Regions from separate parts of the Mus musculus genome. Here region 2 is linked to region 1. A link is a loop called in an ENCODE intact Hi-C map of the cell type or tissue named here. Cell type or tissue: left cerebral cortex. All regions are shown on one strand. Each heading gives the region's core, and the rest is flanking DNA. Links, peaks and the distances in the headings are about the cores only.

Region 1 (8,628 bases), core at 351-8,350:
TAGCTGTGTTCCTTCTGGGTGTGAACACCCCCTCCTGCCCTCCAGAAAACCCCTCCGAGGCCATCTAGCACAGAGAGGTGTGTGGTGTCTTTCATCACAGCCTCCGTAAGAGCAAAGTTATGGGGCCAGCCTAGGCGCCCATCAGCAAGTGGAGTTGCAGGGTTCCTCTGTGTGTGTAGCCTTGGCTGTTCTGGAATGCACTCTGTAGACTAGGCTGGCCTGAATTCACAGAGATCCTCCTGTCGCTGCCTCCTGAGTTCTGGGACTAAAGGCATGCACCACCACACCTGGCAGCAAATGAATTTTGATTCAGATGTGAAGAAGAATAAATAACATTTACAGAAAAGTGGGAGGAACTGGGGATTACTGTGTTAAGTTATATATGTATGTTATGTTATCCTAAAGACAATGCCACATGTTTCTTGTGTGGAGTCTGGTGGGTGAAATGGACACAGGTAGGAGGAGAATAGGAATGAGAGAAGGCAGGGAGAGAGGGTGAAAATAGACAGTACAGGGGATGGATATGCTCAAAGTGCACTCAAGAAAAAGTCATATCCAAACCTATTTCATTGGGGAAAGGTGGGGGGTGCCAGGGGTTGCTGCAGTTTGCCTTGACCCATGGAGTCTTTTGCTTACAGCAGTTTGGACACATGACTATTTCTTCAATCTTTTGGTTTTATTTTAAAATCATGTATAGTATGGCACATTAATATCCATAATAACTATAATCTGTCAGATTGTGTGTAGCAGCCACAGAATATTTTGTTCATTTCTGTCTTACTAGTCAACATTTGTGTAATATACAGATGACTACCTGAAAATGTCACGACTGCCCAGGCTTACCCCAGACTCATATGTAGCTGAGGATAACCCTGAATGCCTGGTCCTCCTCTTCCATTCAAATACTAGGTCTAGGTGGACAGCAACATACCTGTGAATATTTTTAATTTTTTTTTCCAGAACGTCCACATTGATTTCTGTATTGGCTATGTTAATTTACATTCCCACCAATAGTATAAGGGTTCGCCTTACTGCATTCGCACCAGCATTTGCTGTGAGCACAGACTTGCTCTCATTTTTAGTGGTTAGAGGGTTTCCTGTCACTGCTTTACAGCTCTCTAGATACTAGGTCATTTTTACACACCCTAAGTGTTAACTTACCCAACACAGACATTTACAGTACTCCACCATAAGCCTGTGGTCAGTAAATCCATAGGCACTCTCACTTCCTGCTCAGTCCCTAAATGAAAAAAACAAAAAAACAAAAAAAAAAAAAAACGGTGTGACTGAACTGGCTGTGTTTAGCTTTAGGATTAATAAAGTGTGTTAGTTGTACATGTGAGTAGTTACATAAATATTCATGCCACTGTTCTTTAGTAGAATAAACATCTTTTGTCCTCTGTTTGGATAATTGGATATACATCTCTTGGAGATTCAGCAGGCATGTCAGATCTTTATGCACATCCCTGCTTGGTTGAGCTAGCTAGCCTTACAGCCTTCAGTAGAATAATGTGTGGATGGAGAACTCTGGGAAGCTGTGATGAATCCTGAAGACTGTAGATAATTCATGGGTATATGTAATGTTTCTAACGTAGGTGAGAGATGAGCTGATCAGTCATAGTAATTGCTCCTAAAATGTGATGGCACTGCCTCTACATCACCTATGTCTGAGTGGGCCCTCACCTTGTTTTTAAAGCACCGACCTTGACTAGCTCAAATAAAGGATAGTGCACTTTTTTCATAATTGTGTATGACTGGGCTAATTTGCGGGGAATAGTGTAGGACAGGACGGATGATCTCTCTCTCTCTCTCTCTCTCTCTCACACACACACACACACACACACACACACACACACACACACATACACATACCCACAATGACAAATACATATTCTTATTTGCTTAAATATATGTGGGTTTCTATGTGTATATAGTTGCTAATAGTTATTATGCTTTACACATTTTTTGAGTTATAAGGACCAGAGATTCACTTTATTTATCTTTTTATATATTTCTTATTTAATGTTTCTTATTTAAATATTATTATATAAAGTAATTTAAGATAGATATTTGTCTATGGATAGAACATCAGAGGAATACTAGACATGCAAGTATGTCTGTGTTTTTGTAGGAGGTAACTCCTAAATGACAGATAGCTGAGAACATCTGACTAATTCTTCAGCTTGTTTCAGTTTTCATTAACCACTCTGAGTGTGATTAGAAGAGGCTCCCATCACATAAGGAGGAGAACATCTTCATTTATACACTGAATTGTTTTGTTTTGTTTTTGCCTATTAGTGAGCATTTCCCAATATTCTTTGGTGCTCCAAGTTGTCTTGAATCTTGCCTAGGCTGAAGAGAAAACTAATGAGCACTGAAGAGTTACATCCATTGGGTATCCTGTGGCTCAGAGGGGTGCTGTACGTTTCCATTTTGGGAACTAGCTATTTCTCATTAGCCTTCAGTAAACCCGGTGAAGCACGTGGTAAGTCTTGTGGCTGGAGTGCGTTGCAGAGGAAGGTGGACTCTGATTACTAGTTTTAACTAGTCTTTCACTACTTTACTGACAAGAAGATGAAACATTTAGAGTCACACTGAGCATTCTGTCAGTGTCTGGTTTGCTTGTGAGCTACATTGAAGATAGAATCAAGACTAAAAATAAGCTGTCAGTTAAGTATTACTTTAAAGTGTATCTTTTGTCCTTAATTACTTGGCTATTCAGACCCAGAAATGGAAGAACGCTGCTTACTTTTATAGTTTAATGACAACTCTCAGTTCTCTGAGAATTTGCCACATCTAGTAAAAGTTCTAAAAGTGTGGGGTTTTCTAAAAGAAGAATAAATGTTACCTTTTTTTTCAAACTAGTGTTCAGAATCAGGTGGATGAAGTTATTGATGTAATGCAAGAGAATATTACAAAGGTAATTGAAAGAGGAGAGAGGCTGGATGAACTACAGGACAAATCAGGTACAGCCACTCGCTGCCCTTCTTGATGTTGTGACTGTGTGTAGCTAATGCTTACTTTCCGTTTGTCTGATCGCCCACCCGCCCGTGTTCAGGAATCGTGGCTTCCGAGATCAACATTCAGTTCTTAAGCTGGATTTCCATGGCTTAGTTTCTGCCCATTAATGTAAATTATTGTACTGTTTACTTCTTACTGAGACAAGAATGGAGAGTTTAAAACTTCGTTGCCAAAAAGTTAAATCCTCTTTTCTCTTGCCCTGTCATATTGATGCACTTTGTGTTTCTTCGGATGTCAAGATGTTAAAATCTAATCCATTTTTTTTAGTACTCCTTTTAAACTTGCCTGCTATTTCTATTTAGTCTTCCCTGGTACTCAGGTAGTCTGTATTTTCCCACAGATGTTAGTCTCTGTGCCCATGATTCCTAGCACACTTGGACCTCGCGTATTGTTTGGATGATGACTTACGCTTCCCTGGAAACTTAGCAACTGTTGTTTACAGGCAGATGTTAGTCTGAGCCTGTAATGGCTCTTGGCACATGTTAGCCCTTCTTGCTGTGTTAATGGTGAATAGCTGTATGCCAGATTCATTCTTGATAGATTTGCTTGATTTTTTTTTTTCACTCAAAATCAGTTATCTTTGTTTTCTAAAAATTAAAATTTTTTTTTGTGTGCAAATTTTTTCTAGAGATGTGCCAAAGTATTTATTTTGTTTCTGGTGTGGGATCTAGTGTGTACATCAGGGATCTGCCCATGGGCAGCATCCCCAGCCCCTAATTTAAAAACTTTTATTACATTAATTGTGTGCATGTGGAAGCTAGGGACTTGACTCTGTCCTTCCATCACGTGGGGCTCTTTGTGTCAAACTTAGGTCGTCAGGCTCTGTGTCCAGCTTATTTTTAAACTCTTATTTTCTTACCAGAACTAAGTTCGTGGATAAGAAGAGTTCTGGAAATCATGAGTGGGTGTCAGGGTGAGGGTGGGAGAGTTGACAAACTGACCTTCCACTGTGTTTTCCTTTGTTTTGTTTGTTTGTTTGTTTGTTTTAATGGAGACTGACAGACTCTGTGGGAACCAAATTTTAAGAAGTAGTATTACTGTTTATCTTTGTATGACTATATAAAAGAATGCTGTTATGTCATTTAATCCTTCTCTCTACCCTGTGTGATATAGAAAGCTTATCGGATAATGCCACCGCTTTCAGCAACAGATCCAAACAGCTTCGAAGGCAAATGTGGTGGCGTGGATGCAAAGTAAGTGAGGGGTGGGGGAGGGGCAGCGAGGCAGCAGCGAGTCTCTGAGCTTGTGAGGACAAACACTGGAAGGGCCTTGCCCAAAGCTTCCTCCCCTAGGAAACAGGAGCAGGGCAGTGCCTGAAAGGCTGCACTCAGCTCTCACCATCAAAGGGCCCTGCGTTGGTAGGGATTCAGCATCTGGACACGTGGTGACAAACACGTGCCCTTCTTAGACCCACTTCCACTTCTTCCTAGCTCTTGGAGAACAGTTCACTGTGTACAGAGTGGGTTTGAATTTGGTGTTTTGTTTTTTGTTTTCTGATGAGAATGAAAATTTGAGGAAAGTGTGATTTTGTTTTATTTTCATAGTGGGAAAAACAGTAGCAGTTTGTATGCCAGAGACTCTCCTAACAAAAGATTAAGGAAAAAGACTCATTTTATTCCTTCATAATTAAATTTTAATAAGGACAAATGGAATCACTGCATACTAATATTTCTGCAGAAATGAATTTCTCTCTTAAATATGAACAATCATGAAAAATATCTTGATTTTTCAAAAACAATTATGTCATGAGAACAAGTGTTTCCTTTTTCATCTTGAATCTAGGTATGTGTTTTTATTTTGCCAAAATCCTTAAACATGGATTTATTGTTTTTAACCCCTCATTTTAGGGTTCAGCAATAATTTTCTAAACCCAACTTTGCTATATGGTAAGGATCTCTTCGAAAACATGTCTTCGAAGAGAAAACATGAAACATGATTTACCTGTGAAATATTCTGTTCCCAGAAATAGAAGTGAAGGAGGACAAGTTTCATTGTTCTCTTCACAATGAATTTTTTTCCCATTTATTTTTGTTTGCTTCAGAGAATAAATTTTGTATTTTCTTTCATTTCTTCTTCTTTGCCTCCTCCTCTAATGTTTTAAAGAGATTTAAATATATATAGGATGGTTTTTTAAACAGGCAAGGCCTTAGTTTAACTTTGTGGACCACGGATAGCATCCAGCATCTAATAAACAGCATTATATCAGTAGCAAGTGCCTCCTCCCTAAGGGTTCTGTTTCTTCAGTCTCCTCCTACACTATCAGTCACGGTGTTCCTGCTCATCTGGGGAGGTGCCCCAGGCCTCCTATTTTTTGGATTGACTTTCATCGTAGTGATTTAGGAAGGCTATTATAAAAAAGGAGATTGGAAAAAAAGATATCAGAGGCTGCCACTGGGGGAAGGGTGTGGGGTGGTAATGGGCTGCCGCTGATAATGAAAGAGCTTTGAGCAGTGGTAGGACTGTGTCTGTCTATGACAGTGTTAGATAGATGGGCGCTGCCCCAAGTTAGAAACCCGAGGACGAGCAGACGTTTCAGTACAGGCTCTTTACACTTTTCTTGATATTTCCATTTCCATTTTGTAAAGTTCAGCCTAGTAATTTTATATTAATAGGACACATTAATATATGTTTTAGGAAAGCTACTCTTAAATTCCATGTTATTTAGAAAATATTTTTAGGTTAAATAAAGAATTGAAGTATATTTTAGTGTAAGCTCAGGTTCAAGACTTTTTATATTTTTAAGTTATAATTAAAAACCTGGGCTTTTATATCTAAATTCCAAAGCTTTTTGTATATTCCTTGCGTGACTTTGTTGGTGTCACGGCTACAATGTCACGAAGTGTTAGCAGTCAGTCTATGTTTAAAACATTTAATTCCTAGAATTTAACATTTAATTCACTAGAATGAATCAGCCTTTTATGATATTGAATATACTGATTTTTTAAAATTTTTCAAATGAACCTTATAAAATCTTGGAAATAAAAATAAATCACACACAAAATTAGGCAATATATCTTGATGGCCTTGTGTGTAGTTAGAACAGCCACTCTGAAGCTGTGGAGGCTCACACACTGGACTTCACTCTTTCATGGTCTAGTACATTCTTATGCACTGGTCCACTAGAACAGTGACTTATTTTAAGACTGGCTGCCCTGAACGCAGAGATTTCCAGTGAGTTCCCTGCCCCGAGTGTTGGGAGTAAAGGCATGATCACTCGTGCCTGGCAGCCACAGCCATTTTTAGTTATGTACAATGAAAATGGTGAACGAAAGCAAGGCTTTTGATTCATCAAGGAGATAAAATTAGTTTATATAATGTATGATTTTAAAAGACAATACAATGGTGATTGTGGCAGTTCCATGTAGAAAGATAACATGAGCTTAAAGTGTCAAGCGGCTGACTACAGTGTGATCTTAAGGCTTCTCCTTCTCACGTGAAATTGTCCATACTCTCAAGTTATTTAAGTATAATTATTCATAAAGAAAATGTAGTCCTAAAAATGGCGATTAAAACATTGTGAAGGAAGTAAGCTGAGATAACAACTCTCGGGTACTCAGAAAACTGCCATGGCACCTGCTGCCGTGTGTAACTGTCCCCCATGGAGCCTGATGCCATATTGATAGCAGTCCCTGCTCCATGGTTGTTTGCCATATTGTCTATATTGTTGCTTATCCACAGTGAGCTGTGAACTATTTATCATGGCTTTTAGAAGAGAACCACCAAATTCATTTTGCCTTACTATACACTCATTCCATTTTGCTGTTGGTTATTAGTCTCTTCTATATAATTTATCAATTTATTATCATAGATTGCCTATATAGGGACAACTCCATGTAGAGGATTTGGTATGATCCATGGGTTCAGGCATTCATGGGGCGAGAGCACATTTATAGGGAACATAACTGCAGATAAGACAGGACCATTTACATAAATAATACATGGCCTGTGGTTTCTCATCTAGTCCTGAGTGGAGGAACTGCAGAAAGTACAGTTGTGTGTCTCACATTAGAAGCAGGCCCAGCCCTGGGAAGGCGTCTGTTGGCTGCTTACTGTATAGTACAGCCTCAGGTAGTGACATCCAACACAACAGTTTTGGCTATTTATACAAGAATACAGAACAACCATCATGTTCATGTGAGAAGTAGAGAATTGGACCCCTCTCAGTGAATGTGCCTGTTTATTAATGAAGCTGTGGAGACTAGTAAGTAGAAGAACAGATAGTCTTGTCTGTATTAACACGTCAACTCTTTCATTTGCCTTTTTGTGTGTTCTAGATAAAAGCCATCATGGCTTTGGCTGCAGCGATCCTTTTGCTAATGATTATCAGTAAGTATTTACTGGATCACTGTTTCTTGGGCTATTGTGTTTTGTAAGGTTTAGGGTTTAATTTGGTCTTGATTTTTTTTGTCCCAGAGACATAGTCTCACTATGTAGCCCAGGCTGTCCTAGATGCCACTATGTAGCTCAGGTTGGCCTCTGGCTAGGGTATTGTGTTAAAAATCAGTTTAATTCCTTTTAATTTTAGTTAACCTAATATATGGAATTTCAACGTTGAATAATGGCATGACTTGACTAAGGAGCCAACCTTTTACCTAGAATCTGTCAATCTCTGAAAAATGCTTTTAAAATGTATAACTTATGTGATTATGTGTGCATTTCTGTAGGGAGTCTATAAGTTTTGTTAGATTCTCAAAGGATACTCCCTCTCCTGCCCCTCAGCCACACCCAAGACACAGCACAAAACTCAGCTGGTCTTTTTTTTAATTTATTTTTTTAAGGCTAAATCTGGTAAGTATTATACTTGGGACCAAAATACAATTTTCTGTTTATTGTTGTATTTGAGAGACAAACCCAGTTAATTTCTTCAGATGATTTTATATGTGTGCATATAGATTTGAACTGAATTTTAGTTCTGAAAGTATAACTCCTTCTCTGATTTTCTTTAATATTCTTTTCAAAGTCAGATCATTTTTTGTAAGTACCTTTCTTCAAGGTCTCTTATGTTTACAGAGATTTTATGAAGAACTAGAAAATTGAAACTAGAAAAATTGAAAATTTTTATGACTATTTTTTAAAAGAGAATTTTATAAAGAAATACAATCTAGTGTCATCATCTAGGTTATTGTGTGAATTTGTTCTCTAGTTGCAGTGTATTTGTAAGCCCTGTGTTAGTGCTCACGTTACTTCCATAGTCATGTGCAGATGCATTCAGAGCGAGAAGAATTTCGACTCCCTTGACCCACAGGTTTCTAGCTGGGGTCAAATGCAGATCTGCCTTTTTATTTCAGCTTTCATTGCATCACCAATGTCTTTTTCGTAGACTGCATGGTCCACACATATGTTGACTTTATGGTTTAAGATGGACCGCAAGGATAGTCTAGAAATGCTGTCCCCATTACTAAGTGTCAGCTGGCTGTGATCCGCCTTAACAGAAAGTGTGTGGGTTAGGGAGTGCTCAGGCATGAGCTGCAGTGCTACTTACTGGCCTTGACTTCACGGTAATGTTTAATTGATGATATCTATTAAACATGATGCCTTTTAACAGAAACACTTAAGACAAGATTGCGTATTAATAAGTGTAGTAGCCAGAGGCTCATGGGAACTTAA
Region 2 (8,628 bases), core at 187-8,186, 130 kb after region 1:
TACCACTTTGAGAATATCATTTTGTTCTGATGTTATAGCCGTGCTTTCATCCTGGCCAAGTTGCTTTTCATCCTGATCAGAGGAAGGTGACCCAGCAGACTTACCACCATCTCTCCAGCAAGCAACATCTGGGATGGAGGACAAAAAGGATTAAGAAAATATTAGTAACATAACAGCAACAGCAAGCTTAGCATATTTTAAGAAAATGCCACCAAGTACAGTAAGAGTGGGGATTTGCTGTCTTGTAATGCAGACTAGAGTCATAGATTGTGAAGCAGAAAGGCTCTATGTCAGGCAGCCATGACAACCCATGAAAGGAGGGTTATCAGCGCTTGTATAAAGCTTTGTCAGTGTTTCTGTAGTGGTTCAAAAACCACTATTCTCACTTGGACTGTCAGGTAGGCATCTAGAGGGAAGGAAGGAAGATAAGTGAAATTCTATACAACTCAGAAAAGCTGATGGGGGATGTTCACATCCATTTACTTTAGTCAACTCTTACTAATTACATGGGACCAGAGGAGCAGATTCAGTGACATTATCTTGTTTACATCTTTAATCAAGTAAAACCACTCTGGTTTTAAGGAAATCCTGAACAGACTATTAAGAGACAAATATCCCCCTTCTAGAAAACAGTCCACTCTTTCATATTAGCCTCTCCCCATCACGTATTTTGGGGAAGGCACGTCATGAACAGTAACAGCAAAGGGGGCTTTGAGAGAATCCTTTAGTCACAACGTTTAACCAGGCCTCTTTTGGATTCCTTCAGAAATGGTGGGAGGTCATGTGTTGGGTTCAGTTTGTTGACTCAAGCTGCCACATTTATTAGGAGACAATAGATAACTTTTGGGTCAAAATGTAACTAACTGAAGAAATAGTGGAGCTGATCCAATTTTAATGAGTAATTGATTATGTTATAAAGGTTAAACAAAAATTTATGATATATGTAAGTTTGACAAGGAATATTGACAAGAAATAGGTTAAAATGTAAAATGCAATGTATATAACATTAAAATATAAACCTATAAAATTTTGCTAGAGGAATCTCATAGATATAGTCTGTTGAAATGTTTCATGATGACAACATGAAGCTAAAACATTTACATGTGTCTCAAAAATTTATTTCTTTTTTTATTTTATGCTTTATAATGCACATAAAGTAACCTTCATTATCCAAAATATTTCATTTTGAGTCCAGAAAGCAAAGAATCATGGAATACAAACAAAAGTATATTAAAAAAATAAAAATAAAAATGGGTAGATCTTACACAATGGGGAAAATATGTTAAAACCAAAACAAACCAATCTCTCTAGATAGATAGTATGTGTGTATATGGATATGGACAGCTAGGCACAGTAGCATATGCCTATAATCCCAAGCCATGGGAGGCTGAGGCAGATACATGCATATGGAGAAGAGGGAAGGGAATAGGGAATGAACAGGGCAAAGATAAGGACAAAAGGATCACCTATTATTTACAAAGAAGATACCTGGATACCTTACAAATTTTGACTTACAGATTAAATCAGATGTAATTATACATTTCCAACAAGCTCTACAGTTACAGCAGTACTATTGTTGGCACAAAAAAAAAAATCTGTTTTAAGTGAATACAACACTAGTCTCTACAAAGCAGGCAAATACACAGGAACACACATGAGGTGACATTGTAAGACAAAACATGTAGAAAGCATTCTTACTTGGAGGGCGTAAACTGGGTCCAGGTCCATAGTTTTCATCATTTGCTTCCTTTTCTTTTTTTTCCTGATCTCCAGCTGCCTGCAGACTGGGAAATTCCTGCTGAAATTGACTATTCACTTGGATTCCTAAACATTTTTTCAAAAACACATTAAGTTAACTTTTATAATGAAGATAATTCAAGTAACCCTCCCAGGATAGAGTTCTTGCTTTTTTCTGATGAATTAATTATTCTACATTATAATAATTGTTTATATCAATAAATCGTATAAACTGTACCTAAGCCCTTGAAAAGTTATTGAACAGCCATGAGGACACAAAACCCTGAGAGAAACCTTTCAGACATGTTGCAGGAGTGTTTGTTTCTCTTTCATTATGACTCCTACTACTGAAGACCAACTTCTCTGCTAAAATCTTTTAACAACTAGTTTAGATTGGATTACTGAAATATACTTTGACTAAACACCAAGTCCCGAACAAGGCTAAGATGTTTTCATTTCATTTACTACTTTGATTTACCACTAAATAGCAACTCACTATACATGAAATATGTGTCCATTTTTTAGAAGTATTATAGCTACTGTGCTTTATGATCATTCTCTAATTTTCACTACCCAGAAATCCTAGGAGGATTTCTGTAAAAGACATTTGGGATAATTAGGGAAAGGAATCCAGTATCAATATACAATGTTTTTGTATTCATTGAAATGTTAAGGGTACAGGCCATGTCTGTTGTTCCTTAATTCATAGATGTTCTTTAAAATGCAGAAGATAACTCAGAGATTCTCCTTAGATTAGATCACATATGACTTTTGTCAGTGAAATTTAACTAGCCTAATAGAGTTCAAGGATGCGACCATATCCTCTCGCAATGCTCTCTTCCTTTCCTTCCTGCACGGCTGTTCAGTAACCACTGACCCTCACCAGACCCCCCAGCTCATGTCCACTTACCATCTCCTTGCCCACCTTGCTTGTTACTGGCCCATGATTTGGGAGCAGGTGCTACTTCTGGGGGAGCTGCAACCCCAGGTTTGGGCTGTGCTGGTGACACTTCTGGTGCTCTTTAAAAAAATATTAATCCATTATTTCAGATATTACACACTAAAAAAATGTTTAAATGTATGTAAATTAAGTCTGCTAAGTTTGGCTACAAATGGATTAATACGAATAAATCACAGAGGCATCTCTTATAAGTGGTTTGCCTTTGTATCATTACCTTTAAAGTTATGTCTGTTTTCTCCCAATCATCTCTCCCTTTAAATAACTGAGATGACAGCTGCCTGTTTTCCATTTTGTTTAAAAAGAAACCAAAACAACGTGATACTGAAAGTAACTACCAATAATGTTTTAAAGAACTACATTATCAACAGAACTGTAAGTATATGCAGACATTCAGTTTACACTGGGATAATTAGGGGCAAAGGCTATGCAAACTCCAAATGTCAGATGATAGATTCATCATTGCATTACATTTCAAACATGTAACAGCAATCTGTCTAATCCATTCTCATGAATAAAACAGGATTAAAAAGTCTATAGTTTTATACAATCCTTGCAATATAGCAATACTTAAAAATGAAAAGGTTATTCAAGAAACTAAAGAATGCCGGTATTATTTTTTTGTACACACAGCCCTAGCTCCCTTTCTACTATAAAATAATTCTCCAGCAAACTAAAATTTCTACAAAGGAGATCGAATATACTATAGAAATTAAGCAGGAACATGGAGATTTGATAAGATCCATGCAAACAATGTAAATCCTACCAACTGACCAATAACTACTTAGTATTTAGCCCAGCTAATAATCTGGTACAAACCTTGACAGACAGAAGACAAAATATTTACTGAATGAATAAGGATTGGGGCAGACAGTGCTAATTCTTGTTTTCCACTTACTTTATAAATAATGCCCAAACACCCATGATACACCAAGCAGTTTCAAAGCTGGAGTCAGAATTCTTAGGCATCTTGGAATTTAGGCAACAGAACCAATTCCTTATTTTTGTTTCATTTTTTAATATTATTTCTTTCTGACTCAATTTCTTCCTCCCATTAGAAAGTGAAGGCCTGGTTTGAACAGGGTGGGAGAGGAGGCAGTATGGTACAGGCTATGCAGTGTAAGTAAACCTGTTTATTAGCCACTCTGTCATCTGTGCTTATGGCTAATGCTACTGAACTCAAAGAGCCTAACGACTAAAAGTGTGTATACACAGTTATTATATATTTACACTAAATGTGTCTATTCACACTTTAAATATAACACCACAAAAGAGTTATAATATCTATATTATCTTTTTAACTCTTCATTTATCAAGGACTTATTAAAGCAGAATGCTGGGTTCCACACTCAGATAATAGTTTGCAGTAAATATTGGTTGGCTTGTAGATTTGTTCTTAGAATGTTAAGTTCATTTTTCATGTTTTTGCTAAGTAATAGTGTTAAGAGAAGTCCAAGACTCTATTCTTGGAGTTAGTAGGCATCAAAGAGTAAGCTGACTTGTGTTTTCATCTGAGGAAGAACTCTCTGAATTATAAGTGTCATAGAGTGTTTCTATTGGCTGAACAGTGCACAGCGGTGGCAGTTTCCTACAATGAGAGAAGTGTTTTATTCTTAACAGATTCTGACTCACTTTTCTTCTTCATGTTGCTCTTGTTTCGATGCCCATCCTGTCCCATCTTTGGGCACAATATTCACATTAGGATCATTGCCTTTGTTCTCTGCTTTGAGACTTGGAAGGTTAGCAGGTGGGGGCATTCGCCGTGAAATACCAACTTTTCCAAGACTTTGTAACCCATGTCGAGCTGCAACTAAAAGATCAGTAACATCAATTTCCTTAGAACATCTACTGTTCATCACTCTATTATACATTTTATTCAACAAATAATATACATGAACAGGAGTTAACAATCTCTGACTAGTCCCCAATGTTAAAGTAGAGCTCTATAAACTCAGTTTATAACCTACAACATTAATTGAAGGTAAAAAGTAAACAATCCACTCAAAATATTAAGCCATCTTGGGACCCCAGCAAAATTTGTCTCAAAAAACAAAACAAACCCACCCACCAGAACCCCTTAACTTCTAAATATGGAACACTATATACTGGGAATATGGGAAGGGGAAATGCTAGTTTTGAAATGTTTTCAGGCAATCTATTTTAAGTAAAAAACTTAAAATGTTAAGAGAAGAAAGTTCAAACTACACAACTTGGAAGGTGAAAGTGGGAAAATAGCTTCATGTTGGAGGCTGGCCTGATCCACTGTTAAGTTCTAAGCCCTTTAGGGTTACACAGTGTGATGGCTTGTATATGCTTGGCCCCAGGGAGTGGCACTATTAAGAGGTGTGGCCCTGTTGGAGGAAGTGTTATCATTGTGGATACAGGCTTTAATACCCTTGTCCTAGCTGCCTGGAAGCCAGTCTTCTCCTGTCTGCCTTCAGAATAAGATATAAGAATTCTCAGCTCTTTCCTGCACCATGCCTGCCTGGATGCTGCCATGATCCCACCCTGTTGACAATGGACTGAACCTCTGAACCTGTAAGCCAGCCCCAATTAAATGTTTTCCTTAGAAGAGTTGCCTTGCCTTGGTCATGGTGTCTCTTCATAGCAGTAAATAAAACCCTAACTAAAATACACAGCAACAAGTCCTTGTCTCATCACCCCCTAACCCCACAAACAAAGCCCACAATGTTCACAATACTGCAGCAAATGCTCTACTTTTCACTGTATGTACTGGTGGTGCAAGGGACCCAGGTCAAAAAGACAGGACTTTTTTCCCCCTGTAGCACGAACACACCCACCCACTCCCCTCTTCGTCTCTTATATGGTTTCTTTCCTATAGACACAAGTGTATAGAGAAGTGTATATATACAAAGTTCTGTGAGGTTAAGAACAGTAGCTGTTAAGTTCTAAGTCACACCTATCTCTATGTAACTTCAGCTCCAAAGGGATATATCATAGCTCTGACCTCTGCAGGCACCTGCACTCACTTCCCCATATCCACACACAAACACACACATCTACAACATCTAAGTATCATTAAAAAATTAAAACAAATTTTCAAAGGTAAAATATTTAATTCTTATTCCCTGGAAAGAATGTGAATACATACAAAAAGGCTAAAATAAACGGGTTCACCCTAGCTTCTAATCATACACATTAGACACAGTGTCTTTGCATCAACAAACCCACAAACCAGATAACGTGGGCTACTGCATCTACTCACCTGTAGTCTTCTGTGTTTCCAAGGACTTTCCTTTGTAAGTGTTAAACAAACTGAGTGTTGCATACTTCTTCCCATCCTTGGCTTTTGTGCTCTGGCCTGACTTCTCCGACATTTCGGTGGAAACTCATCTAGTCCAAAACCTCCTGACACACCCCTTAAAAGTAGTCTTTGTAATGCATACAAGAAAAAAGAAAAAGAAAATTTTAGTATTAGCTACATCCAACAGTAACTGATCATCCTAAACTACTTAAGATTGCACCCCACTGCCTAACTATATTTCTCTTCTGAGCACATTTTCAACTTACATAGAATATAGGCATATTTTTGGTTGTAAGCATAGCCTTTAGTGGCTGAGCCCCTAAGCCTGAATAAAGGAATATTTAAGAAGGGCCTCCATATATAATATATATTATATATGGAGGCCCTTCTTTAAATATATATATATATTTTTAAGAAAGCCCCCTCCGCCTCTCTCTATATATATATATACATATGTATATATAGAGAGTATATGTGTGCGTGTGTGAGGCTAACACTGAAATCTCAGAGATCCTCCTGCCTCTGCCCAGGATAAAGGATAAAGGTATGTACCACCATGCCTGGCCTTATACATAGATAATTTCTAAAAGCATAGAATTTGCACCAATTGGCACTCCAATGAGAAGGAATGCTGGTAAGAGCTCCAGGCTATTAGCAGCTGCCAAGAGAAGGAGAAATCAGTCCTCTCCAGGGACAAAGACCCTCATAGGTTATCCAATCCCAAGGAGTCAAATGCTAAACACATGTCCATGGGAGCAACACTATTTATAATTATATATGTGTAACAATAATAATTAAAGAACAACACTCTTGCATATGCCAGAAAGATTTTGCTGAAGGGACCCTGTTATAGCTGTCTCGTATGAGGCTATGCCAGTGCCTGGCAAATACAGAAGTAGATGCTGACAGTCATCTATAAGATGGAACAAGGGGCCCCAATGGAGGAGTTAAAGAAAGTACCCAAGGAGCTGAAGGGGTCTGCAACTCTCTAGGTGGAACAACAATATGAACTAACCAGTACCCAAAGAGCTTGTATCTCTAGCTGCATATGTAGCAGAAGATGGCCTAGTTGGCCATCACTGAGAAGACAGGCCCCTTGGTCTTGCAAACTTTATATGCCCCAGTACAGGGGAATGCCAGGGCCAAGAAGCAGGAGTGGGTGGGGGAGGAATAGGGAACTTTCAGGATAGAATTTGAAATGTATATAAAGAAAATATCTAATAAAAAATAATTAAAGAACAAGAGGCTATGAATTTGTAAGGGAATGGAGGAAAGTAAGAATTGGAGGGAGAGGAAATTATGTAAATATAGTACTTACATATGAAATTTAAAAAAATTAATAAAAAGAGCCTCTGGACTGGAGAGGTGGCTCAATGGTTAAGGGCATTGACTGCTCTTCTAGAGGACCTGGGTTAAATTCCTAGCACCCACATGGCACCTCACAACCGTTTCTAACTCCAGCTTCATGGGATCCAACACCCTCACACACATACACACTAGCAAAACACCAATTCACATAAAATAATTTTTTTTTTTTTGGCTTTTCGAGATAGGGTTTCTCTGTATAGCCCTGGCTGTCCTGGAACTCATTTTGTAGACCAGGCTGGCCTCGAACTCAGAAATCTGCCTACCTCTGCCTCCCAAGTGCTGGGATTAAAGACATGCGCCATCACTGCCTGGCAATACAAATATTTTTAAGAAGGCCTCTATAGTTGTATAATATTAAGAATAATACACGATCATTCACACTAAGGTCCCTAAATACCTGAAGAACTCAATTGTAAAAACATTTTTAAAATAACTGCCGCCCACCCCAACCCTGCTTTTAGCATTAAGAAATAATCATTCTGTCTGAAAAATGAGAGATTCTGACTGAGAAAACCCAGTAAAAATGGCATTTTCCACTGAAATTAGATATGGTGCATATGTATTTTCTAGATTTTGTACAACTGTATATTATTTTCTAACAGATTTTGGCCAAAAATAAACAAACATTTTGCATAAAATTTTATAAGGCAAAAGATGGGGTATATAGGGGGAACGGATGTTTTTAAAGAAAGTAGCTGGTTTCCAAAAGATATAAATGAAATTTGGGGAGCAGTTTGTCAAAATATAAATTAAAAAAACAAAAAACCCAAATTCCTTCAAACTACAATCTTTGAGACAGTTTTTAATTGCTGATATACTAAAATATCATATAAGTTTCTAGACAGAGCTTCAATAGCAAATGTTTTAACCCTACAGTCGTACACTTACTCAGTGCTTACCATATACCAAAGAAATTGTGACCAGGAAATATATTGTCCTCATGCACTAAGCAGAGATAAGAGCTTAGAAATTTGAGATTGCAAAGGTATAAAAAGCAAATGTGAAGTCAGAAAGCTAACTAACCAGTGACCATCTTTTGTCTTTCTACCATTACTTCAAGTGAAGACAGTGTTCAAGTGGCATTTGAATGCAGAACCTCTGGTTCTTAGCAGCCACTACAACTGGGAGGTTGTCTCAGGCATGTTACAACAGCACTAACAGAAAGGAATGAGAGAGGAAAGCGAAGGAGACTGGTGACTTCAGCAACCACCCCCAGAGTGTCTGTCAGCAACAATACTGAGTTATGTACAAAGAATCAAGCTTTTTACTAAATCAAATTCAAGAACTACTCTCAGAAAAT

The links. A loop is a pair of places that touch in the nucleus more often than their neighbours do. Peaks named below come from ENCODE experiments on the same cell type or tissue, not always from the same donor. Only the 100,000 strongest peaks of a DNase experiment are listed, where the experiment ranks them.
Region 2: a loop joins it to region 1, with 4 times the contacts of the local background. A loop is called at or near these places in 3 of 42 quality-filtered maps.

Annotation. Positions count from the first base shown.
Region 1 is chr1:162,585,331-162,593,958 of GRCm38, forward strand. Vamp4 (vesicle-associated membrane protein 4) reads left to right here. Exons shown (of 8, transcript NM_001356527.1): 5 at 2,866-2,966; 6 at 4,135-4,214; 7 at 7,296-7,347. Among named protein-coding and RNA genes, the nearest start is that of Vamp4, 19 kb to the left of the region's middle. In left cerebral cortex, for the core only: no CTCF peak of the experiment used is centred there; a DNase peak (open chromatin) is centred at 4,373.
Region 2 is chr1:162,718,783-162,727,410 of GRCm38, forward strand. Prrc2c (proline-rich coiled-coil 2C) reads right to left here. Exons shown (of 35, transcript NM_001081290.1): 2 at 5,922-6,087; 3 at 4,328-4,505; 4 at 2,648-2,757; 5 at 1,699-1,824; 6 at 1-128. The coding sequence starts at 6,033. Among named protein-coding and RNA genes, the nearest start is that of Prrc2c, 17 kb to the right of the region's middle. In left cerebral cortex, for the core only: no CTCF peak of the experiment used is centred there; no DNase peak of the experiment used is centred there.